2 separate regions of the Homo sapiens genome follow, and region 1 is linked to region 2. Evidence: read pairs that join two places in POLR2A ChIA-PET (ENCODE). Cell type or tissue: Panc1. All regions are shown on one strand. Links, peaks and the distances in the headings refer to the core of each region. The heading gives the core; the rest is flanking DNA.

Region 1 (8,591 bases), core at 2,455-4,954, 320 kb after region 2:
GCTAGGGCTGCTGTACACAAACTGGGTGGCTTAAAACAACAAAAAATGTATTGTCTTACAGCTCTGGGGGCTGGAAGTTCAAAATCAAGGTGTCAGCAGGGCCATATTGTGTGACGGCTCTAGAGAAGCCTCTTCTAGTTCTGGTATTTGCTGACAATTCTTGACGTTCCTGGGGTTGCAGGCACATCATTGGAGTGATGCACATGGCCGCCTTCTTCCTACATGTCTCACATTGTCTTACCTCTGTGTGTGTCTGTCTCTGTGTCCACATTTTCCCCTTTTGTAAAGACATAAGTCATTGGATTGGAGCCCACCATAATGATTTCATTTTATATTGATTACCTCTGTAAAGAGCATATTTCCAAATAAAGTCACATTCTGAACACTAGGGGTTAAGACTTCAATATATCTTTTTGGGAGGACACAATTTTTTTTTTTTTTTTTTGAGACAGAGTCTCACTCTGTCGCCCAGGCTGGAGTGCAGTGGCACGATCTTGGCTCACTGCAACCTCCGCCTCCTGGGTTCAAGCGATTCTTCTGCCTCAGCCTCTGAGTAGCTGGGACTACAGGCATGTGCCACCATGTCTAGCTAATTTTTGTGTTTTTAGTAGAGACAGGGTTTTACCATATTGGCCAGGCTGGTCTCGAACTCCTGACCTTGTGATCCACCCACCTCAGCTTCCCAAAATGCTGGGATTACAGGCGTGAGCCACCACACCCAGCTGGGAGGACATAATTTTATACATATATATGTATATATAATTATCTAGCTATATAGAATATATAGATATAGAATAGATATAGATATATAATGTATATATAGAATATTAGATACATAGATATAGAATACATAGATAGGTATTCCTAAACATTTGTAGTCCAGTGATGTAAGTTCAAGTCTCAGTCCTGGAGAAAAATTTCAGAAAGAAAGTCCTTCATTCTTTGTTAAGGGAAGATAGATTACCAGTGGGGGGAAACTTCCTTTTTGTTGTTAATAATTATATTAATATCATATATGTATATATTATTAGATATGATAAGACTTTTATATTTATTTTTAACATTATATATGGTGTATTTTAAAATATTATGTATTATAATATGCAAATGATGAACACAAGTTTAACCAATTGCTTTTTTTTAAACAAGTAATTAATTTCAGGAAAAAGGCACCAAACCAACACCCTGTTCTACTTTTTTTTTTTTTTTTTTGAGACGGAGTCTTATTCTGTCGCCCACGCTGGAGTGCAGTGGCGCCATCTCAGCTCACTGCAACCTCTGCCTCCTGGGTTCAAGCAATTCTCCTGCCTCAGCTTCCCAAGTAGCTGGGACTACAGGCACGTGCCACCACGCCTGGCTAATTTTTTGTATTTTTAATAGAGACGGGGTTTCACTGTGTTAGCCAGGATGGTCTCAATCTCCTGACCTCATGATCTACCCGCCTTGGCCTCCTAAAGTGCTGGGATTACAGGCGTGAGCCACTGCGCCCGGCTCAACACCCTGTTCTTGCTCTTTTTTTTTTGTTTGTTTTTTTTTGGAGACAGGGTCTCACTCTGGGCTCAAGCAATCCTCCTGCCAAGTAGCTGGGACAACAGGTGCGCACCACCACATCCAGCTAGTTTTTAAAAAATTGTTATGTTTTTTGATATTGCTAGTATAAGGAGCTATCACACCCAAAGTCAAATCTTCGTTATATAGAAAGTCCAGATCAGAGAAGTGTATAGTGATATTTACCAGTACAATACTCTATCATATGTGGATATGGGGTCAACTGCAAAGCACTTTTGGGAACATTCAGGCTCGGGGACACTCAAACTGACGTGAAGTTAGCCTGGATCTCTCTTTTAGTCCAGAGTTGGCAGAGTGAAAAGCCCAGCCCAGAGGGAGCCAAGGGTCAAGTTGGGGTAGGGGAGAATTCACCCATCTTGCCTCTGATTTCCCAAGAACCTCTAGCATTTTCTGATTTCTGTATCTGTGTATGGAACTGGGAGTGGATGTGTAGGTCTGCTCTCAGGAGGAACAGATATCCAGCCTGTGGTTTAGGTTCCTTTTTCTAGCTAAGGGAATCCTTGGACAACCTCAGGGCTAAGTCCATTTGCCTGGGTAAACTTGGGGACTCTAGCAAGCCCCTTCGAGGCACCCCACCATTCTTCAGTACCTCGTGAACCTGAGGCTTCTGCTTCTGATTATGCTGTCTCTCAATTGCCTGGACTTGGTCTAGATACGGCTTGATAATTTCTTCTTTCCTCCCATGTAAAGGCCAGACTAGGGGAGAGTTCCACTTTGTCTTCTTTCCAGAGGACGACTTATCACAGGGATGGAGGAAAAGGGGTACAAAGAGTGCTGGCTGCACTTGGAGTCACTGACTAAGAGCTAATTGACAGGACATTGGGTACCGTTGGATGGGACAGACATAGAGCCCTTGGCATCAATGATCCTAGAAGATAAGCAGGTGTGCAAGTGGACAGGCCAGGACGCTTGTTAGGACTCTGTACTCTCTAACTATTATAGAAAGGCTCTACTGCTACCCCAGGCCTTCAACTGGTAGACTAGAGAAGGAGTGGGGGAAGGGGTTAGCCAATAACCAGATTCAGGCCCTTAGGGGCTGGACAAGGAGGCACAGGGGCAGGTGGTGATTTCTGGTGGTCATTCATTAATTTCTTCCTTCTTTCATTTAAAAAATATTTACTAAGTACTTACTGTGTACCAGATACTATAGTAGATCAAGACCCCATTTTTAAAGGAATTTATGGTACAATAATTAAGGAATGGGGAGAAATAGTAGGGATCAGGGCAATAGTAAGAAACAGATTTGGGGATTTTCTTCTCCTCAGTATGTGTGTGTGTGTCTGTCTCTCCATCACTGTGTGTGTGTGTGTGTGTGTGTGTGAGAGAGAGAGAGAGAGAGACAGAGAGAGAGAGAGAAAATTTATCTTCCTACAATGTCCTCATCACAAAGCAATGCATCTTTACCTACTCCGATATGCACGCATGCCTCCCAAATTGTAGGCTCGCTAACAATGACCAACAGCCTTCCTATCAAAGGAACCTTTTCTAAAACCTTCTCTACGTCTCAGGAGCCAAATGATGGTGAATGGCCTCAGTCAGGATGTTATACACATGCACCAAGTGACCACATTCTGGGTGGGGCATGCACAAGGTAGCTTTGGGTTTTGGAAAGATGCATTCTGGTCAAGTCAGTGAAAAATCAGCCAAGTAGCCTATAAAGTCAACTGTGGTTTATTTTGGACTTAGGCCACACCTAAGGGGCCATATGCGTGCACCTCACTTTAAGAAAACCTGTACTCAAAAATCCCAATTTTGAAAGGGAGACGGGAATGTGCCTGACCATTTTTGGAAGCCATCTAGAGCCCTCATTTATTGACACAGGTGTATCAAAGAGGTGGTGAAGCCCTTGAAGGAACATCTGATTCAATCCTCTGCCTTCTGATGATTTCAGATCACCTCAGGCAAATGGGCCTTTATCTGGTTTTGGCAGACTCCCAGAGACTACTAATGGGTTAAAAATGTGGCCGTGGCTGCCGTGGAGTTGAGAGGTCTGCACAGACACAAACCTACCTTGTCTTTTAAAATGAGAAGGGACTCTGGGGCTTTGTGGAAAAGGGTGTAGTTTTCTGAAAAAAATCAAACTCAAATAAATTGTTAAGTTAAAACATAAACTGAATTAGGGGCATACATTTGGGATGTCCCTCACACTTCATGGAAATTATGAAATACATCTCTTTGTTCAAGTTTAAAATTCAACCAACTCAGCTTCTCTGCACAAAAGGGGAGGAGTTCCCATGACCTGATCTTTGCAATTTCCTCTAAAGTATGGCTTTCTGTATTTATTTAGGAATATTTATGTTCAGTCAGGGCATGGTTTACCCTTGTTGTGTAGCCTTATTATGGTTTGATTTCACATTGGACTACTCACCTTTTAGTAACCAAATTTGCGACCCAGCGGAAATTTCTCTCTTACAAGGAGCTTGGATTCTTATTTATTTTGCAACCTTTATTTGTGTATGAGATGAACCATGACATTTAAACTATGCTTGATAGCTTAACAGATTATAAGAACAAAACCAGATGGCCCAAACAAAAATAATGCTTTGATTGCTTTAAAATTCAATGTCAAAAATTAAAAACAGCTTTCAAAAAGCCTTGACTTTTTTCCCCCGAGATAATTTTGAATCATATATGTGGACATATACTTTCCCCCCAAATTAGAAATATATAAAAAATTTAACAATGGTTATTTGGGGGTTGAGAAGGGTGTTTCCTTCTTTTTTCTTTTCGACACCACCCAATTTTTCTGCAGTTAGTTTTAGAATCAGAAATAAATTTTTAATGGCTGCTTTTTAGTTTAATTTTAATGAAGCCTTTTTAAGGGTTCGGTCAAGGTGTTTTTCTCTGCTGAGAAAATGGACATTGTTAAGCATTAGCAGTTCATAATTCTTCTTCCACACAAAATGATGAATAATGTGCGGTTACTTTAACACTGTGCTTCATGAGGTTGGAAAACTAAACCGGTCTCAGCGTCTTTAAAATTAATGTAAATTCTACAAAAGCAGTTATTTAATTTTCTAACTCGCTTTAATGTACTTTCAACATCATTAGTATTAATCACAATTGTCACTTTCTTTGAGAGCAGTGAACCAACTAATTCCTTAAAACTGGGCTTTAAAAAGAACCTCCATTTTAAAAGGCTCTCAAACCTTGAGATAGTTTGCAGGTCACAGTCAGAATGTGACTGCTTGAATGTTTAAACTAAAGCACCCACAAAGTGTTAGGATTCCTTTTTTTCCGTTCTTGTCTTGTAAAAGAATCTTTATTCTGACTCAGATTCATTTTTCTTTAAATCAGCTGCAAGAGAGTGAACAAACTTTGCTGCAAATCAAAGCCCTGACAGTTACATTTCCCTGAGATAATTGCATGCTGCTTTGGAGTTTCCTTTTCCCTGCTGTTTCCTTTTGTTTTGACAACAAGTTTCTGGGAAAACAATATACAAATGATAACTATGCTGTCACGAGTATACTGAATTTTAAAAATAAATAACTGTCGACCCAAAAAGCTTCCAGGAGCCTATGGAGTGAATTCTTTTTCCAAACCGTTCCAAAACCAGATGTGGAAATGTTTAGCTAATTCCCCTTCCCATTCTTCATGCAAAGAGTTCATACGTGTCTCTAACGACATCAGAGGAGATGGGGAGGCAAAAAATCCTGTCTGCTTTCAAAGCGATTTCTCTTACACTTCTCAATTCTCTCTCTAACGTCACAAAACTAATTTGGACTTCAGCTTTTGTCTCTTTTTAAAAGGATTTTTTTGGGGTCCTGAGATTAAAAATGCTCTGTGCTTAGACCAATATTCAATCTCTTCATTATAAAACATTAAGAAATAGAGCTCATGGTAAGAACACTTAAAATCTACCCTCTTAGCCATTTTGAAATATACAATATATTATTATTGGCTGAACTCACCATGCTGTGCAATAGATCACTAGAACTTATTCCTCCTGTCTAACTGCAACTTTTTACTTTTTGACCAGTATCTCCCCTTACCCCTTCCACTCCACCCCAATAACCACCATTCTACTCTCTACTTCTTAAAGTAAGGCAATGGTCATGTTAACCAGCTTGATCTAAAATAATCATTCCACAATGTAAACATAGATCATTGTTACATGTATACATAGAACACTGTATCCCATAAATATATACAATTTTTATTTGTCAATTTAAAAACAAAACAACTGCTGAACTTTATAAGCAGCATTTTCAGCATAAAAAATTTAACGATGGGGGAGTTAAGTGGCAGCTCTTCTTCCTCTTTCCTTTTTTTGTTTTGGCCAATCCATTCTCTTCCTGTCTATAAGAAGAAAAGGGCTGTCTTGGTTTCACAAGTACTACGAGATCTCAGTCTGGCTTTGCTAATCAGATTGTATCACTGTCAGTGACTGATATAGATAGCTCTTAAACATAAACACTGGCATTTTTCTGAACTTAATTAAAAGAGCATATGTGTTTATGAGGGAAGAAAGGAAATACAGTTTATATTCCCAAAATGAAATGTTTTATGATTTTTTAATGTAGAAAATTTATTAAGGCTTATTAGGGAGTTCTTGAAAAAAAGGGAAAGAGGAAAACTCTGTTAAAGGAGCTAGTGGGAAATGTATATGCATAAACTCCATTTACAAAAAAACAGAAAGCTACTTGTACTCTGTAGCTTCAAGGAAAGCAAACATTTTGCATCCAGGTGTTATTAGAAGCTCTGGGTTTGCCTGACCTCTCTATAGCTCAGTTCAGGACGCTGTGTACCAACAGCTGAGCCCTACTTGGCTATACAAATGCATCTAGGCTCATTGCTTCGGGCATGTTGCAAGGCTAATTTGCAATCGAGTCAAAATGGGGCTACAGTGATACAGACCCTGAGACTGCTTTTTTTCTCAGCACAGAGGCCTCCCCAAGAAGCTGGACAGTAGTCCCAAAATGAGTGCTCCCTTCTTTGCATTTATTTCTTCCCCAGTCCCCAACTCCACGTCAGCTCTAAAGAGTTCTAAAGACTTTAAATAGAATTCTGCCCACAGCTCCTGGGATACTGTGCATGGCCCGCATGATGGCTAAAAATACCTTCAGCTGGGCACCCCCACACAGCCCTCTCTTCTGGCATCTCCTTCCCATCTCTAACCCCTCAGCCTTCTTTTCCCTCTGCCCCCAATAACTAGAGCCCACTTTCTCCCTCCCTTGTTCGGGATCCCATTCTTCCAGCACATCTCAGCAAGGTGTTAGAAAAGTCAGCTGATGAATTCACACTGTGTTGTGAATGACTTATAACCATCCCCCCTGCCGGACGTGGTGGCTCACGCCTGTAATCCTGTAATCCGAGCACTTTGGGAGGCCAAGGCAGGCGGATCACCTGAGGTCAGGAGTTCGAGAGCAGCCTGGCCAACATGGTGAAACCCTATCTCTACTAAAAATACAAAAATTAGCAGGGCATGGTGGCGGGTGCCTGCCTGTAGTCCCAGCTACTTGGGAGGCTGAGGCAGAAGAATCGCTTGAACCCAGGAGGCGGAGGTTGCAGTGAGCCAAGGTCGTGCCACTGCACTCCAGCCTGGACAACAGAGCAAGACTCCGTCTCAAATAATAACAATAATAATAATAACCGTCCCCCAACACACACACACACACACACAAACACACACACACACACACACACACACACACACACACACACACACACACTACTCTACCCTTCCCTAGGAATTGCAGGTAGCAGGAGAAGGGAGGCTGCCCTGCTTTGAGGATCTGTTCTCAGCAAGAAGGAGTAAGTCTCAAAGTGTGCCAATGAGCTGGGCATTCGCAAGCTCATTAGAAAGTACATTCTGCTTTCCCCCTAATCTCCTTTCTCTCCCCTTAGAGATGAGCAACCTTAAACCTGGGTCTCAGTGACCTCTTCTTTAAGCTTTATCTGAGCTGAAGGGTGTGCTGTCACATGCCTAGTCATCTTCGTTTATTTCTCCTATCACATGGTGAGCTGTTCTTGGCTTTATGAAAGTCAGAGGAAAGAGATTCTGCCGTGTTCAAATTTGGAGAGTTGTACTAAATGAACCCCTAAACTCAATGACATTATTGAGCCCCTTCCTTTGAGACTGACTCAGTGCAACATAATACAAGAAGTGAACGTGTGGGGGTGGGAAGTGAGGTAGTCTAAAATGATTGCTTGAGGGACAACAGTCTCATTTCTCAGAAATTCTAGACATTTTATAATTATATTTGGATTATCTTTGGGGAAGGAGGAGAAGGAGTACAGGAAAGATGCTTGAGGGAGGGGGAGGAAATGGATGGCTTAGCTCTCTGGAAAAGAGTAGCCTTAAACTTGGGTGTTAATTTTGGGGTTTGAACAAAAACAGTTGTTTCCTTGGCCTAGTCCAGAACTACTTAAGGAGGAGGTTTTCATTCAGGGCAATTAGGCCCAGGTTGTGGGATGATGTTAAAGAAAGAAGGAAAGAAGGAGAGAGAGAAAAAGAGAGAGGCAGGAAGGGAAAGAAAACCCACCTAAAGCACATTTAAGACAAGGTGGTCTTCTATAGATCAAGACAATAGTGCAGTAGTGATGGGGTGATTATCTCAGCTTCCAAAAGGCACCTCAGCAAATGTTATGCAGTATTCCAGAGCAGGTGGTTTCTTTACTTAACTGTTGAGTCATCCAGGACCAGCTCACATCAGAATTTACTTATTTGTGTTGTTATTATTGTTTCCTTTTTGTTTGTTTTGGGGATTTTTGGTGCGGGGGAGAGAAAGGGAGTAGGTTTTTGTTTGTTGCTGCTGCTTCTACTTTTGCTTTGTGAAAAAAACCCAAAAAAGTTGTCCCAGAAGAGACATTTCAGAAGGAACAAAGAGGAAGGAGCCTGGCAGACCTGTGGGGCTTCTCTTTTACACCCACAACACCCCTGAGAGAATGAGGAATCATTAACGGCAGAGTGAAAGACAGTGAGACCAATCCGTACCAATCAGAAACAAAACATTTCATCCAGGCCAGTGCGTTTTTCTAGCGGGCTCCTGTGCCATGGTTTCCATTAAACAATGCAGCAA
Region 2 (8,591 bases), core at 2,622-5,121:
GATACCACAGCAGAGCCCCATTCACAGTCCTGGCCAACATGTCCCGTTTATGGGTAGTTACCCCAATGTGCCTAATTACCTGGAAGTAAGTTGAGTAAAGTTTTCTTCTTTAATAGAGTATCATGATGACTGATTTAGTCTCCTGTCTATTAAATTTACAGGAATTTATGTGTAGTTTCCAACATGTGGAAAACTCAGGTTTTTAAGTTTTTCTGAACTAAAATGTTGAAAATTAATTGAGATTGTTTTGGGGAGGCTTTGAAATGTCATTACTTTTACAAGTCCTTAGCTTAGAGAATATTTCAACAAATGCGTATTATTAAAGTATTAGAGGTGCAGCAGTGTTGTGAGACTCACTTTTAGCAGGAAAATGGTTGATGGCTTCATTATGAAAAATTTGGATTTTGAAATATATTGAAAGTCAGTAAAAACGAGAAAAAAATTTAAGTTTATTGTATAAAACACATATAGCAATAACATAAGAAAATGTACCTGTAATCTCACACACTTAACAAATCTGCTTATATAAGTGTTCCATGTTACTTTCCAGACCTTGCCTATGTGCATAAGTACATTTTGTGAGTATATTTTGTGAGTTTTTTTCATTCAACAGAAATTTAACTGTTAAATTAAGGGAAACCTACAAAGTATACTTTCATAAAATGCTAGAGTTCAGGTTATTAAAAAGCCATTTTAAAAGATACATCTGAATCTTAGTGGGTTTGTCTTAATTACATTATTAATGAACTGCTGTGTCTATGCTATAATGTTTGAGTTAGTGCCCTCTGGCTTCAGAAAATTATGGTCTTAATTATTGTTTATAATAATACAAAATTGAAAATAACCGAAAAGTCCATCAATTGGGAATTGATTAAATTATAAATATTCATAAGATAGTGTGCCAGGCAGACATTTACAAGGATCTGATAGAATGATGAATGCTTATACATTGTCATAGAAAGAGCTTCAAATATATTTCTAAGTAAGGAAAAAAAAACAGTTATATAACAGTATGTATAATATGGCCTTATTTATGTAAAAGATTCTTCTACATGTTTATATGGGCATTTGTAAAATCTAAAAGGATACATACCAAGCTGTTAACAGTGTTAGCTCTAGGAGGGTGGAATTATGGAGGAACATTTACGTTTTCTGTATCTTTATAACATATTTTACAACGATCCTGTAGTACTAGGGAAAAAAGCTTTTTCCATTTTGAAAAATTTCAAGCATTTATGCAAATGTTTTTCGAATACTAAAAATTCCAAATTTCTCTAAATACTAAATGTTCTCTACTAAAAATTATTTGAAATTATCTTTTGTGGGTTTGCAGTGAATGGCGTACTTGTCATAAATAACTGTTTTCTTTGAGAATTCATCCTTGCAACAAAGATAACTATAAAGGTACTCTATTAACTGAAACAAGACTTGGGGTTTTTCTTTTAGGTATTTCTGCTATTGTTTCATTCCAAACAATAATTACTATAAAATTTGAATTTGTTTTCACCTCTCTGGCTCTGATGAAGTACAGTTAAACTCCACACAACAGCTAAGGTATTAATAATTTAGAAAAGTTCCATTTAATAATAGAATGAACAGCATTATTTCATTAATGAAACACAAAGATTGTGTTGCTGTTGGCTATTCCTTTCAATGAAAGGAAAGGTAGTGGGAAAAGCCATATGACAGAAAATGCTGTTATTGGGTTTCTTAAAAATATGAGTATGTATACTATACACATAGAGCCAGAACTGTAGAATAGCAGGTCTGATAACATTTTTAATCTTTTTTGTTTTGTTTTTTTGAGACAGAGTCTTGCTCTGTCACCCAGGCTGAAGTACAATGGTGCAGTCTAGGCTCACTGCAACCTCCACCTCCCGAGTTCAAGCGATTCTTCTCCCTCAGCCTCCTGAGTAGCTGGGACTACAGGTGCGTGCCACCACACCCGGCTAATTTTTGTATTTTTAGTAGAGATGGGGTTTCACCATGTTGGCCAGGCTGTTCTCAAACCCCTGACCTCATGGTCCACCCACCTTGGCCTCCCAAAGTGCTAGGATTACAGGCGTGAGCCGTGCCCAGCCTTTTTTAAAAATCTTTTAGAATTTTATTTTAGGAACATTTAACATGAGATCTACTCTCTTAATGAATGTTCATGTAAATAAAATATTGGTTAAATGTGGGAACAATTGTCGAGTAGATTTCTAGGCCTCACTCAGTTTACATAATTGAGACCTATGCCCATTGATTAGCAATTTGCATTATCCTCCTCCTCCAGCCCCTGGCAACCACCCATTTTGCTCTCTGCTTCTATGAGTTTGACTATTTTAGATTTCCTGTGTAAGTGGAATCATGCAGTATTTGTCCTTCTGTGACTGGCTTATTTCTCTTAGCGTATTTGCCAGATACTGTTTCTGCTGTTTTCTTCTTTACTATAAATGGGTTAGAGCAGAGGGAAACACTTTTGGTTCCTTAACATTTTCAAAATTGATAGCGGGATGTGCAGTTATTAGGATCAAACCTATCTGGGGAGCTCCTTAAAATATTCTCATAAAGGTAGTGGAGGTCTAGTGTGGCAGGCTCAAATTGAATATACACAGGCAAGCCACTGGGGTACTGGAAGAAAGTATCAGAACTTCAATTTATATTTATTTTTAGCACATTCTTCCAAAAATCTATTTGTATGTTTTATATTAAGCATAACACAGTACAGAACTTGTGCATATAATTTTAAAATGTGCATACATCGATGATACATGCTTGAATACTTTCTACTGACTAGGGTGGGATGGTCGGGGGAGTTGGTGACCACCTTTCAGTAAGAACTCACTACCTCACAATGCCACGTCAGCATTCCATCCTGCAATGATTCAGACCAGTTAAGACATGGGCTTCCACATCAGCCCAGCAGTTAACTCTCAGATGGAAAAAATGATGGGGAAACAATTGGAGAAGTTAGACAAAATCAGAATACTGGTCTGTGGTGGCCAGTGTTTGTGAAGGAACTTTTGTCTTAAAGTTTTTAGAAGGAAGCTTAGGGATTTTTGTCTTTTTACAGAAAACAGAGCTGTATCCTCAGGACCTAGTTTACTAACTGTCTTCCTGGGAGTGGTGTGCATTGCAGCCCTGATGCTGCCTACACTGGGGGATGTGGAATCGCTGGTGCCTCTCTACCTCCACTTAAGTGTGAATCAAAAATTAGTGGCTGCTTATATCTTAGGTAAGGGTTTTAAAGATGCATTTGGGACATATGTGTAGGGCTTTATGTGTGTGGTAGGGTGGTGGTGGTTTGATTTTTTTTTTTTTTCCCAAAGAACAGGTAAAGAAATGCTTCAAGAGCATATTGAGGTCAGGTGCCTTTGAAGACTTTTTTAACTCACATTTAGTTCTTTTTAGCTTATTTATCTAGTACCTGATACTATATTCAATTATTTTCCTTTTGCTGACTTACAATGGCATAAAACATGTATAAAATGTAAGACGCATGCATTCCATGATACAGCATTTCTACTTTTAGGAATTGCTCCTAGGGAAACAGACAAAGTACATACAGTGATAAAGATGAACAGTGCAGCCTTGTTTAATATTGTGAACGTTTCTCTTTTATTATTATTTTTTCTTTACTTTTGAAGCCACCATGTTCAGAACCTTTCTCTTTAAACTAATTCCCTTATTTCCTGTTGATTCACTATTTCAGTCATCCTGGCTTGAAATCTTAGAGTTAATTGTTTCAATTGAACAAATATTTATTCCGTACCTTCCATGTGTCGAGGATTAGTGTTCTGGTGATGAATGACTTTCCTCATGTTCTCCTCTCACCTTTGCTTAGATGCCAACTCTTTTCAGTATTCCCTGGCATATGTGCTTTCTCTTATTTATTTATTTATTTAGAGACGGAATTTCGCTCTTGTTGCCCAGGCTGGAGTGCAATGTTGCCATCTCGGCTCGCTGCAAGCCCCGCCTCCCAGGTTCAAGCTATTCTCCTGCCTCAGCCTCCCGAGTAGCTGGGATTACAGGCATGCACCACCACATCAGGCTAATTTTGTATTTTTAGTAGAGATGGGGTTTCTCCATGTTGGTCAGGGTGGTCTCGAACTCCCGACCTCAGGTGATCCGCCCAACTCAGCCTCCCAAAGTGCTAGGATTACAGGCGTGAGCCACCACACCTGGCCGCTCTCTCTTTTTTATTTTGAAATCATCTTGATTGTCTCTCTCCCTTCTGTCTGTGTTCCTTCTCTCCCTATTTCTTTCCCCCATTCATTCCCACCCCCAACCATCCATCATGTTGTCAGATTAATTTCTCTTTTGCTCTCACAACCACCCCCTAGTCAGAAACCTTCAGTGGTTCCCCATAATCCATAGGATGAAGTATATAACCTTCAGTGCCATAGCTTGGCATTTAAGACTCTCCACAATCTGAGACCTCTCTGAGCCAATTTTATCTAGCTACTTCATTCTGTAAATCACTGCATAAAGCCTTTTAGATTATTCACTCATTCTGGAAAAGCTCCTCTAGCGGCCCGGTTCTCCAGGCCCTTACTCATGCCATTCCCTCACCTGAAATGCCTGCCCATCTCCTCGTTCTCTCTCTCTTTCCTGTCCATCTTTTTTTTTTTTTTTTTTTGAGATAAAGTCTTGCTCTGTCACCCAGGCTGGAGGGCAGTGGCTGGCTGGATCTCGGCTCACTGCAACCTCCGCCTCCCCAGTTCAGGGGATTCTCCTGCCTCAGCTTCCCAAGTAGCTGGGATTACAGGTGCTTGCCACCACACCCGGCTAATTTTTGTATTTTTAGTAGAGACGGGGTTTTGCCATGTTGGCCAGGCTTGTCTTGAACTCCTGACCTCGTGTGATCCACCTGCCCCGGCCTCCCAAAGTGCTGGCATTACAGGCATGAGCCACCATGCCTAGCCCCTGTCCATCTTTTAAAGCAGCTTTTTATCATTGGGGGCAACTTTTCTGACTGCCCCAGTCCCATGTGATTATCCTCCTTCTCTGTACTTTTTTTTTATCACACTTTCATCATCCTTCATTTAGGACTGAGCATATTCTTACTATTTTATATTTTATATATTCTCTCTTCAAAAGAGAGAAGCAAAGTAGGAATGCCATACTTCTGTCTCTTTGTGGCCCTAGGGCCCTGGGATACAGGTAGACTCTTTGTGCTTCTGTTAACAAAGTCCACTGGCTTTACCCATGCTTCAAAATGGCACATCTGCTATTATTATGTTTGATGTGACTGGATAAAGTAGGAGGTATGTTTGATAGATAGATTTGCTATGGCCAGACATTAGTGATTTAATTAAATCTCTCCAGTGACTGCCCATTGCTATAAATTGGATTTCTTCTTTATGATATCAACAAAATTCAAATTGACTTTGGGTTCTTGGTAGAGTGCCTGCCTATGTGCTATGTTGTATTTGTTCATTGAGGTCCAAACAATTGCTTATTGAATGAAAGATTCTGTTAGGTGCATACCTTTAACTGTTCTCCATTTTTCTTCTTTCAGGTCTTATCACAATGGCCATACTTAGAACATGAGCAAGGATTTCAATTGACTTCTGAAGTAAATCTGTCTTGAAAATATGAATGTGGACTGCCTTTTATCTCTATTTCACTCCATTAACATGCAACAAACTATTGAATGATTTCAAATAATTGCAAATGTATAATATATATTTTAAATTATAATTTAATTTGAAGGACTGCAGAACATTATTTTACAGACAGCAAGGATGCTTCTGAGTGACACCTAGGAAATTATTTGAAGAAATTCTTTTTATATCTATACCTGTTGTGTAAGAAACTTTAAAACATTTGTTATTTTCTCACCTTTTTTTCTAATTCACTTTGATTGCTAGGGGTCATGTATGCTTCGAAGTTACAGGACTAAAAGAGCAAACTGACCGGCCTAAAACTAAAATGACATTTATTCCCTAGCTACAAACATCAGCGTTATTATGTTAATTATACCTTGCCCTCTATCATTATAAATGGTTGCCATGGTGTTTCTAAAAATAAGTGTTTTACCATTAATGTGTAGAGGGCAAACAAAGCATAAAGTACTAAGGGATCATGCTTATCCTAGGGTCTCACAGAAGAGAGGACATATTTAATTAATCTTGTGAATTACAGAACAGGTTGTGGTCCAGACACCAAGAATCATAGGGGTTTTTTTTTAAAAAACCTAATAGAAGTAGGGTGACCTCTCTCTTTGGTCTAAGAGTTCTAAAGGAAGGTAGGCATCTGTTTAATTAGTTGGTTCACCCTGGCTTTACCTCTGGTTAATGCTTTGTGTTAATAGGAAGGAAAAATCACTTTATCTTTTCTTCCAAGCCCCTCCCTGCCTGACTTACCCAGACTGGGATTACCAGATACCAGGTGATTTATGTGGAGATGATTTTTCACCTTTAAACTCTAAGCCAAGTGTAAGAAACTCTTGATAGCTATGTCTATTTTATATCAGTCACTGAGACTTTTTTTTAAGTTTTTATTTATTATTAAGACAACTTTGCCAAAAAAGTCCCCTAAGCACAACTATTTACATTTCTTTATAGCCTCTTCTGATCTCTAACACATATGCAGTTTTAACTGTTATTTTCATAGTAACTGATCTTTTGTCTAAGGATTTTTACCTGAAAGCACAATGTATTGAGTCTCTTGAAAATCATCTTTCAGATCTTTTTACAGAATGAACTTATGCACTGCTACTGTAGTATTCTCAAGGAATATATGTAAACACAAATGTATGCCTGAGGTTGGTTTTTGCAGAAAACAGTCTCTGCTTCTAAAAACTTCTATGTCTAGTCTTCCATAGGAAATCCTCACTGTTTAACCATGTGAGGAGCCTAAGTCATTAAACGGATCATGTCTGTACATTGTGTAATGAATGAAAAGCACATAAATGTAATCTACTTTGAACTTTGTAAAAATGATGTGTGGAGGCTATTCTTGTTTCTCCATCTCAAGTCCTGTGTGTGCACGTGTGTGCAAGTGCACATGTGTGTGTGTAATAACACATTGTAAAGAACAGAAATTACTTTAAAAAATAAACAGAAATGGAGACCTGAGCTTCACATTGATTTAAACATTTTATTTGACTTATCTTTGAGGAACTTAAGGTTTTAGCTCTCCTATTTCCTAAAGTTGTCTCATATTTCTGTGACTGACATAGGAAAAATAGAAACAGTGAAATATATCAGCTTGATTTACCAAGGGATTTAATTCACTTTGTAATTTAACTTCTTGAATAGGTAACAATCATATGTTTCAAAAGTAGAAAACTATAGATATAAAGTGAAAAATCACTCCTCACCCTCCCGGTGCACCCAGCCCCTTACAAGTGACCACTTTTATTAGTTTAAATATACGTGTGTGTGTGTGTGTGTGTGTGTGTTTGAGACAGGGTCTCTCTCTGTCACCCAGGCTGGAGTTCAGTGGCGCAATCTCGGCTCACTGCAACCTCAGCCTCCTGAGTAGGTGGGATTACAGATTTGCACCACCACACCTGGCTAATTTTTGTATTTTTAGTAGAGACAGGGTTTTGCCATGTTGGCCAGGCTACTTCTGTTTCTTTATGCAAAACATATACAAGTTGAGTATCCCTTATCCAAAATGTATCCCTCATCCAAAATGCTTGAGACCAGAAGTGTTTAGGATTTGGGAATTTTTTCAGATTTGGGGATACTTGCATATACATAATGAGATAGCTTGGGGATAGGACCCCATCTCTAAACATGAAATTTGTTTCATGCATACCTTATACACATAGCAGGTAATTTTATTTTTCCCTTGGGGACATTGAATAAACTGTTGTGCACCTGCCTTTTGACTGTGACCCATCACATGAGGTCAGGTGTGGAATTTTCCACTTGGGGCATCATGTCAGCACTCCAGAAGTTTCAGTTTGGAGCATTTCAGACTTTGGAGTTTTGGATTAGGGGCGCTCAACCTGTATATTCTTATTTCTTTTCTATAGAAACAATAATAGTATCATGAGTAGTCAGAGACCTGGGGTTTGAGCTGGCTCTGGAAGGGTGAGTTTAATTCACATACAGAGAGGAATTGGATTCACAAGAAGAGGCAAGGATGTGCCACAAGGTGAGATTTGTTTTGAAATAATGTCTAGGGAGATGAGGCTGTTGTGTATTCCATTATTTCCTGTCTGCTGTGAAGAAAACTTTACTGCCATGACTCATGGGGATGAACACAGGCTCATGAGGAAAGAACTAAGCTAGCGAAGGGGCCACAGGTATCACAAAATTTAGTCAGAGAGGAGGTAAAGAAGTAATTCGTGAAAACAAATATGATTCATCCTGAAGGCAGCTAGCAAACAGGAAACACAGCAAGAGACATGGCAATAGTTGCAATTATCTGTCACTGCGGGTGTTTCTGCCACCTCGAAATCGTTAGGCCAGCACAGTTCTGCCACCCGAGTTCATTTCAAAAGGAGTTGTACAAAGTCGGCATGTGAAGTTTTAAGTTTCTAGAAAAGATTCTGGAAACGAGTGTCTCCCAGGTATTTTCATTCACTGAACGAGTAAGTTGAAGGACTATAGCAGCTGCAGAGGTGATATCTACAGGGTTTCCACACACAC

The links. ChIA-PET counts read pairs that join two places held together with the same protein. Peaks named below come from ENCODE experiments on the same cell type or tissue, not always from the same donor. Only the 100,000 strongest peaks of a DNase experiment are listed, where the experiment ranks them.
Region 1: POLR2A ChIA-PET joins it to region 2 with 7 read pairs; 1 of 35 experiments calls an interaction of 5 or more read pairs at or near these places.

The regions. Positions count from the first base shown.
Region 1 is chrX:134,568,390-134,576,980 of GRCh38, reverse strand. All of the region lies in intron 2 of PLAC1 (placenta enriched 1), which reads left to right. Among named protein-coding and RNA genes, the nearest start is that of LINC00629, 23 kb to the right of the region's middle. In Panc1, for the core only: no CTCF peak of the experiment used is centred there; DNase peaks (open chromatin) are centred at 3,480 and 3,794; H3K27ac peaks cover 2,008 bases.
Region 2 is chrX:134,886,105-134,894,695 of GRCh38, reverse strand. MOSPD1 (motile sperm domain containing 1) reads left to right here. Exons shown (of 6, transcript NM_019556.3): 5 at 3,056-3,217; 6 at 5,504-7,064. The coding sequence ends at 5,535. Among named protein-coding and RNA genes, the nearest start is that of MOSPD1, 25 kb to the left of the region's middle. In Panc1, for the core only: no CTCF peak of the experiment used is centred there; no DNase peak of the experiment used is centred there; H3K27ac peaks cover 528 bases.